Linked DNA regions of Homo sapiens: regions 1 and 3 are each linked to region 2. Evidence: chromatin loops called from intact Hi-C (ENCODE). Cell type or tissue: PC-9. All regions are shown on one strand.

Evidence for each region. A loop is a pair of places that touch in the nucleus more often than their neighbours do. Peaks named below come from ENCODE experiments on the same cell type or tissue, not always from the same donor. Only the 100,000 strongest peaks of a DNase experiment are listed, where the experiment ranks them.
Region 1: a loop joins it to region 2, with 6 times the contacts of the local background. A loop is called at or near these places in 8 of 110 quality-filtered maps.
Region 3: it touches region 2 in a loop (12-fold over the local background); 6 of 110 quality-filtered maps call a loop at or near these places.

Annotation. Positions count from the first base shown.
Region 1 is chr1:23,664,282-23,666,781 of GRCh38, reverse strand. No RefSeq gene overlaps it. Among named protein-coding and RNA genes, the nearest start is that of RPL11, 26 kb to the left of the region's middle. In PC-9, a CTCF peak has its summit at 1,361; no DNase peak of the experiment used is centred here.
Region 2 is chr1:23,538,964-23,541,463 of GRCh38, reverse strand. LOC124903876 (a long non-coding RNA gene) reads right to left here and starts at 1,581. Exons shown (of 3, transcript XR_007065537.1): 1 at 1,412-1,581. RefSeq lists an enhancer at 1,333-1,627. In PC-9, a CTCF peak has its summit at 1,456 (motif pointing right); a DNase peak (open chromatin) is centred at 1,473; H3K4me3 peaks cover 264 bases.
Region 3 is chr1:23,915,511-23,918,010 of GRCh38, reverse strand. No RefSeq gene overlaps it. Among named protein-coding and RNA genes, the nearest start is that of CNR2, 3.4 kb to the right of the region's middle. RefSeq lists an enhancer at 921-970. In PC-9, CTCF peaks have their summits at 805 and 1,005 (motif pointing right); a DNase peak (open chromatin) is centred at 1,040.

The sequences.
Region 1 (2,500 bases), 130 kb before region 2:
AATGGTGTGAACCCAGGAGGCGGAGCTTGCAGTGAGCTGAGATCGCACCACTGCACTCCAGCCTGGGCGACAGTGAGACTCCATCTCAAAAAAAAAAAAAAAAAAAAAATTTGCTGGGCGCTGTGGCTTATGCCTGTAATCCCAGCTACTTGGGAGGCTGAGGCGGGAGAATCACTTGAACTCAGGAGGCAGAGGTTGTGGTGGGCCAAGATCACGCCATTGCACTCCAGTCTGGGCAACAAGAGCGAAACTCTGTCTCAAAACCAACAACAACAACAACAAAAAGTGATGTGTTAATATGTAAGGAGTTTATACTGCTATTTTAAAATAATTACATTTTTAATTTTTTAAAAATTTCATATTTTATTTATTTATTATTATTATTATTTTTTTGAGACAGAGTCTCACCCCGTTGCCTGGGCTGGAGTGCAGTGGTGCGATCTCATCTCACCGCAACCTCCACCTCACGGGTTCAAGTAATTATCATGCCTCAGCCTCCTAAGTAGCTGGGAATACAGGCACGCACCACCATGCTTGGCTAATTTTTGTATTTTTAGTACAGACGGGGGTTTTCCAAGAAGATTATGGAAAAAAGAATGATATGATATGGTGATTCTCCAACTTTCTGCTCTTGGGAACCCTTTACACTATTAAAGGGACTCCAAAGGGATTTGATTATGTAAATTAGAGCTATCTATATTCACTATATTCAAAATTAAAACTGAGTTGTTTTGTTTTGAGATGGAGTCTCACTCTGTCACCCAGGCTGGAGTGCAGTGGCACAATCCCGGCTCATTGCAACCTCTGCCTCCCAGGCTCAAGTGATTCTCGTGCCTCAGCCTCCTGAGCAGTTGAGATTCCAGGCACGCGCCACCACGTCTGGCTAATTTTTGTATTTTTAGTAGAGACGGGGTTTCTGCATGTTGGCCAGGCTGGTCTCGAACTCCCGCCCTAAAGTGATTGGCCCACCTTGGCCTCCCAAAGTGCTAGGATTACAGGCATGAGCTACCACGCCCCGCCGATAATTAAAACTGGAGCGGTGGCCCATGCCTGTAATCCCAGCACTTTGGGAGGCCAAGGCAAGCCAATCACTTGAGGTCAGGAGTTCGAGACCAGCCTGGCCAACGTGGGGAAACCCCATCTCTACTAAAAATACCAAAATTAGCCTGCCATGGTGGCACGCACCTGTAATCCCAGCTACTCGAGAGGCTGAGGCATGAGAATTGCTTGAACCCTGGAAGTGGAAGTTGCAGTGAGCCAAGATGGGCCATTGCACTCCAGCCTGGGCAACTCCATCTCAAAAAAAAAAAAAAAAAAGGAAAAGAAAAAAGAAACACATGGGGGCGCTCTCGCCACAAACTGCAGAGAAAAATGATCTTAAAACCAAGGACATTGGAGGGCCTTGGATGCCTGGGTGGCTGCTATTACAACACTTTTCTGATCACATTGTCACCAATTCTGGTCTTTCCCCTTAGGTTACAGGTAGTGATAGGGATGGTTGGGAAATGTAGCTAATTTCACCTTCCTGTAAGCTTTGTTTTCCATGAATTATTTTGCATCTTGGTGTATTGATGTAATTTCTTGGCTATAACTCCCACAAGTTCATAAAAGGTAATGTGAGGCCCTATGACACCCATCTCTGGCCTTTCAGGCTATGCTTCTGAAAGCATCTGTGGAGTGTTGGGAAGGAAACTGGCTTTGGCATCCAAAGACTAGGCACCAGGTCTCAGCTTCACCACTTCCTGGCTGTGTGACCTTTCACCTCTCTGAGCCTCATTATCTCACCACTAAGAGAAGGACGGTAATAGCTGCCCTCACAGAATTATTGTGAAGAGCAGATGAGCAGTAAAATGGCTTTGTCAACTGTAAAGTACTGTAGGAAGGTCTATATTTGTTATGACACTGGCCTGTGGAAATATGTAAATAAGTAAATATCTAATATGTGGTTTTTAAAGATGCTGATTCTTTGCTGTCCTAATTCCCTATTGTTGCAGAAATTTCATTTTACCTCTCAAGAGGTTTTTCTGGTATCTGGACTTTAAAAAATACAGGGCTGAGCTTTTGGCCAGGGTGATGTTGGTAGTGACCCGATTGTCTGGAAAGTCTTTCTGTGCACCAGCCCGTTAGAGTGCCAGAAATCCCACCATTGGCAATCTGCTGCTTTACATTCTTCTTATAAAACATCAACATCTCCTCTTCTTCTTTTCTTTCTTCCCTCCTTCCAAAGCCTTTTCCACTGGCTTGCTGATTCCTTAAATTCTACTTTCAGATCACTGAGTGATCTTGGCTCACTGCAACCTCCACCTCCAGGGTTCAATCAATTCTCCTGCCTCAGCCTCCCAAGTAGCTGGGATTACAGGCGCCTGCCACCATGGCTGGTGAATTTTTTTATTTTGCATTTTATTAGAGATGGGGTCACCATGTCGGCCAGGCTGGTTTCAAACTCCTGACCTCAAGTGATCCGGCTGCCTCGGCCTTCCCAAGTGCCAGGATCACAGGC
Region 2 (2,500 bases):
ATTTTTTGTAATTTTAGTAGAGACGGGGTTTCACCATGTTAGCCAGGATGGTCTCCATCTCCTGACCTCGTGATCCGCCCGCCTTGGCCTCCCAAAGTGCTAGGATTACAGGCATGTGAGCTGGATTCCTAATTTTGTCCCAGGTTTCTGTTCTCTTAGCCTGAGGAGTTAAAAATGCACCCTTTTAAAATTGAGTGCTGTTTAAGATCACGTGGGGGATATGGGGGTACACAGCATTCTCAATGATTTATTTATCTGGTTTAAGAAAGAAAAGAAGGAAGAAACTTCTATCTGAGAGCAGAACAGTTTTTTCTGGTGGAAGAGATGGAGAGAGACATGTGAAGCAGGGAGAACAGCATGGGCAATAGAGAGAGCTGAGAGGTCAGAGGGGAGTTAGGAAGAGTGTGTTGGATTAGAACGTAAGGGGGCCGGGTGCAGTGGCTCACACCTGTAATCCTAGCACTTTGAGAGGCCAAGGCAGGTGGATCATTTGAGGTCAGGAGTTCGAGACCAGCCTGGCCAACATGGTAAAAACTCGTCTCTACTAAGAATATAAAATTAGCTGGGCAGTAGTGGTGCGTGCCTGTAATCCCAGCTACTTGGGAGGCTGAGGCAGGAGAATCGCTTGAGCCTGGGAGGCAGAGGTTGCAATAAGCAGAGACTGTGCCACTGCACTTCAGCCAGGGTGAGAGGGTGAGAGCCTGTCTCAAAAAAAAAAAAAAAAAAAAAAAAAAACCTAAGGCCCATGTGTGAAGGGTCTGAAGATCGGAGGGACCTGGTGGTGGGGGTGGCTGGGCCGTGGTGGGGAGCTAGTTGCCAGACCTTGAACTAGAGAGAGACAAGGTCAGGTGTGTGTGTTAAAGAGATCCCTCAGGAAAACGAGGGAATAAACTGACAATTACAGGAATTATAGGGGCGGATCACGAGGTCAGGAGATCGAGACCATCCTGGCTAACATGGTGAAACCCCGTCTCTACTAAAAATGCAAAAGAAATTAGCCGGGTGTGGTGGCGGGCGCCTGTAGTCCCAGCTACACGGGAGGCTGAGGCAGGAGAATGGCGTGAACCCGGGAGGCGGAGCTTGCAGTGAGCCGAGATCGCGCCACGGGACTCCAGCCTGGGCGACAGAACGAGACTCCATCTCAAAAAAAAAAAAAAAAAAAGAAGAAGAAGGAATTATAGGTGGCATTTCCCCAAGAGACGCTAAGCAGCTCTGCTGGGACCTGACTCCCGCATGGGATGTCCCTCTTCCCGCATGGGATCACCTCCACGGGACCCAACATCTGTGAAAAGCATTCCCAGGGCCTACAAACATCTGGAAAGAATCTGGCCAGTCTAGTAGCCCTGTCCTCAGCGGGGCTGCTTCTTTCACATCCTGTTTCTCCTCCCCAAGCCCATAGCGGGTGAGTTACCTTGATGAGAAGATAAGACGCCTCGCAGGCTTTGGCAGGTGCCAGAGTTCACCTCTAGGTGGCAGCCTTCACCTTTCAGCCCCACCAGCTTCCAGCCAAAGGTCTGAGAGAAGGAAAAGGAACTAACGAAGACGCAGGGGGACCCACCAGGCGCCGCAGGCACATTTACTGAGCTGCAGAGCCACCATCTCAGGCGCACGTCATTCTCTCCACGTCACAACTGAGAGACGTGAAGTCACTGGTCCAAAGTCACACAGATGGGTGGCAATTGGCTTCTCTGAGCCTCATGTTCTTCATCTGTACAGAGACTGACCCATTCCCAGCAATCACTAATCTACTTTTTTTTTTTCCTGAGACAGAGTCTTGCTCTGTCACCCAGGCTGGAGTGCAGTGGCGTGATCTCGGCTCACTGCAGCCTCTACCTCCCGGGTTCATACAATTCTCCTGCCTCAGCCTCCCAAGTAGCTGGGATTACAGGCATGCGCTACCATGCCTGGCTAATTATTGTATTTTTAGTAGAGACATGGTTTCACCATGTTGGCCAGGCTGGTCTCGAACTCTTGACCTCAAGTGATCCACCCACCTCAGCCTTCCAAGGTGCTGGGATTACAGGTGCTGGGATTGAGCCACTGTGCCTGGCCTTTTTTTTTTCCGAGGCAAAGTCTCACTCTCGCCCAGGCTGGAGTGCAGTAGCACGATCTTGGCTCACTGCAACCTCCACCTCCCGGTTCAAGCGATTCTCCTGCCTCAGCCTCCCAAAGTGCTGGGATTACAGGTGCCTGCCACCACGCCCAGCTAATTTTTGTATTTTTAGTAGGGACGGAGTTTCACCATGTTGGCCAGGCTAGTCTCAAACTCCTGACCTTAGGTGATCTGCCCACCTCAGCCTCCCAAAGGGCTGGGATTACAGGCGTGAACCACCACGCCCAGCCCCACTAATCTACTTTTTGTTTCTATAGATTTATCTATTCTAGTCTGTAATCCCAGTACTTTGGGAGGCCGAGGTGGGCGGATCACCTGAGGTCAAGAGTTCAAGACCAGCCTGGCCAACAGGGTGAAACCCCATCTCTACTAAAAATACAAAAATTA
Region 3 (2,500 bases), 380 kb before region 2:
GCTGGAGTGCAGTGGCACAATCTTGGCTCACCGCAAGCTCCGCCTCCCAGGTTCCTGCCATTCTCCTGCCACAGCCTCCCGAGTAGCTGGGACTACAGGCGCCCACCACCAAGCCCGGCTAATTTTTGTATTTTTTAGTAGAGACAGGGTTTCACCATGTTAGCCAGGATGGTCTCGATCTCCTGACCTCGTGATCCGCCCGCCTCGGCCTCCCAGAGTGCTGGGATTACAGGCATAAACCACCGTGCCCGGCGGATGGAGAGTAGATTTTAAGTGTTCTCACCACAAAAATAAGTATATGAGGTAATGCATATGCTAATTGGTTCAATTTAGCCATTCTACAATGTATATGTATATTACAAAACATCACATTGTACATGTTAAATGTATACAATTTTTGACAATTCTAAAAAATTAATTAATTTTAAAAGGAATACTGTATAGCAGGGTTTAAAAGGCAAAACATAACAACAGTTTTGGTGAAAATATGTTATCCCATATGATTGCAGACACATTTTGTTTTATTTTCCCAAGTTAATTCAGGGACCAACATTTACACTGAAAACTGAATAATCTTTTTTTTTTTTCTTTTCCTCCATCGCCCAAGCTGGAGTGCAGTGGTGCAGATCATGGCTCATTGCAGCCTTGACCTCCTGGGCTCACATGACCCTCCTGCCTCAGCCTCCTGAGTAGCTGTGAGTACAGGCATACATCACCATGCCCAGCTAATTTTTTATTTTTTGTAGAGACAGGGTCTCGCTATGTTGCCTGGGCTGGTCTCGAACTCCTGGGCTCAAGCAATCCTTCCTTCCTCCTCGGTCTCCCACAGGCCTGGGATTACGGACATGAGCCACCATGCCTGGCTTTGAACCATCTTAGGGTCAGTTGGTTCAGACAGTGCAAAGACTGCTTCCCTGTGGCCTGACAGGAAAAGTATACCTCTCGGGAATGTTCCTCCTCAGATCAGACCCTCAATATGACAGCACTCGGCCCCAGCATGGGGTAGATCCATCCTGTAGATGGCGGCATCTCACAGTACAAGGGCTGCTGAGGCCAGCTCTACCCAAGGAGCTGAGAAAACCGCCTCCTAAACCCTCACCTACAATTGCTCCTGGCCCTCCCAGGGCAAAAAGAGAACAGACTTCCCCTGTGGGCCCCATCAGCCCTGCCCAGGGGACTGAGAGATCATGGAGCTTCCTTATTGATTCTCTTGTCCAGTGCTGCCCATAGGGAGTCCAAGGACCGACAGCATCTGCTTCCCCTGGGAATTAGTTAGAAATGCAGATTCTTGGGCCCCATCCCAGAATACTGAATCAGAATCTCTGGGAGTGGGGCCCAGCAATCTGTGTTTTGGGGTTTTGTTTTTCAAGTCAAGGTTCTCTCTCTGTCACCCAGCCTGGAGTGCAGTAGCATAATCAGAGCTCACTATAACCTCAAACTCCTGAGTTCAGGCAAGACCTCCTCCCGCCTCAGCCTCCCAGAATGCTGGGATTACGGGCATGAGCCTCCTCACCCGGCCCCAATCTGTGTTTTAACAGGCCCTGTGGGTGACTTCCATGCACTCAGGCGTTTCAGGGGCACCTGTTATCTCCAACTTCCTCATTTTAGGAATGGAGAAATTGAGAACAGATACAGGAAGCAACTTGTTGGTCAGCCAGGCAATGGCAGAGACCACACAAAAACTCCGCTTCCCAGCGTTCCTTCCACTTGAACTTTCAGTAACTTCCTTTCTTTCTTCCTTCGTTCATTCATTCCTTCACTCATTCATGCCTTCCACCTCCAATTACATGCTTTGGGCTGCAATGGAGGACCAGGCGTTTGGGGACAGCCTCACCCTTCTTCCCCATGTGGGGCTTTCTCAAGGCCAGAGGTCTAGGATTCAGGATTGTGGAAGCATCTGCTAGATCTCTTCCAGCTCACCCCTGGGTCTCCAATTCCAGCCCAGATAGGAGTCTGATGTAGGCTGCAGGCGGGCCCCACTCCCCAGCTCCTTCTGGTCTTCTTTTCCTCTTTCTTGGCACCTGGGGCTCTCTGTCCCATTCCTCACTGCCAATGTCTTGCTCTTGGGAGAGATGCAAGGGCTGGAGGCTGTTACTGTTCCATTTCCCAAAGGGATGAATGATCAAATTAAAGGCCCTTCCCAGCAATGGCTTTGCGCTGAAGGAGCCAGGACTAGGTCCAGACCAGGGTTCGCAAGTTAGCATCTTGAGCTGGATAATTCCTTGCTGTAGGGCTGTCCTGTGCATTGCAGAATGGTTAGCAGCATTCCTGGCCTCTCCCTAGCAGATGTCAGTAGAATTCCTCCACCAGGTTGTGACAACCAAAAATGTCTCCAGATATTGCCAAGTGTCCCCTCTGGGTGGTGTTGCCAGATAAGACAGAGAATGCCTGGTTACATTCTTTTTTTTCTTTTTCTTTTTTCTTTTTTTTTTTTTTTTGAGACAGAGTCTCACTCTGGAGCCCAAGCTGGAGTGCAGTAAGGCGATCTCGGCTCCCTGCA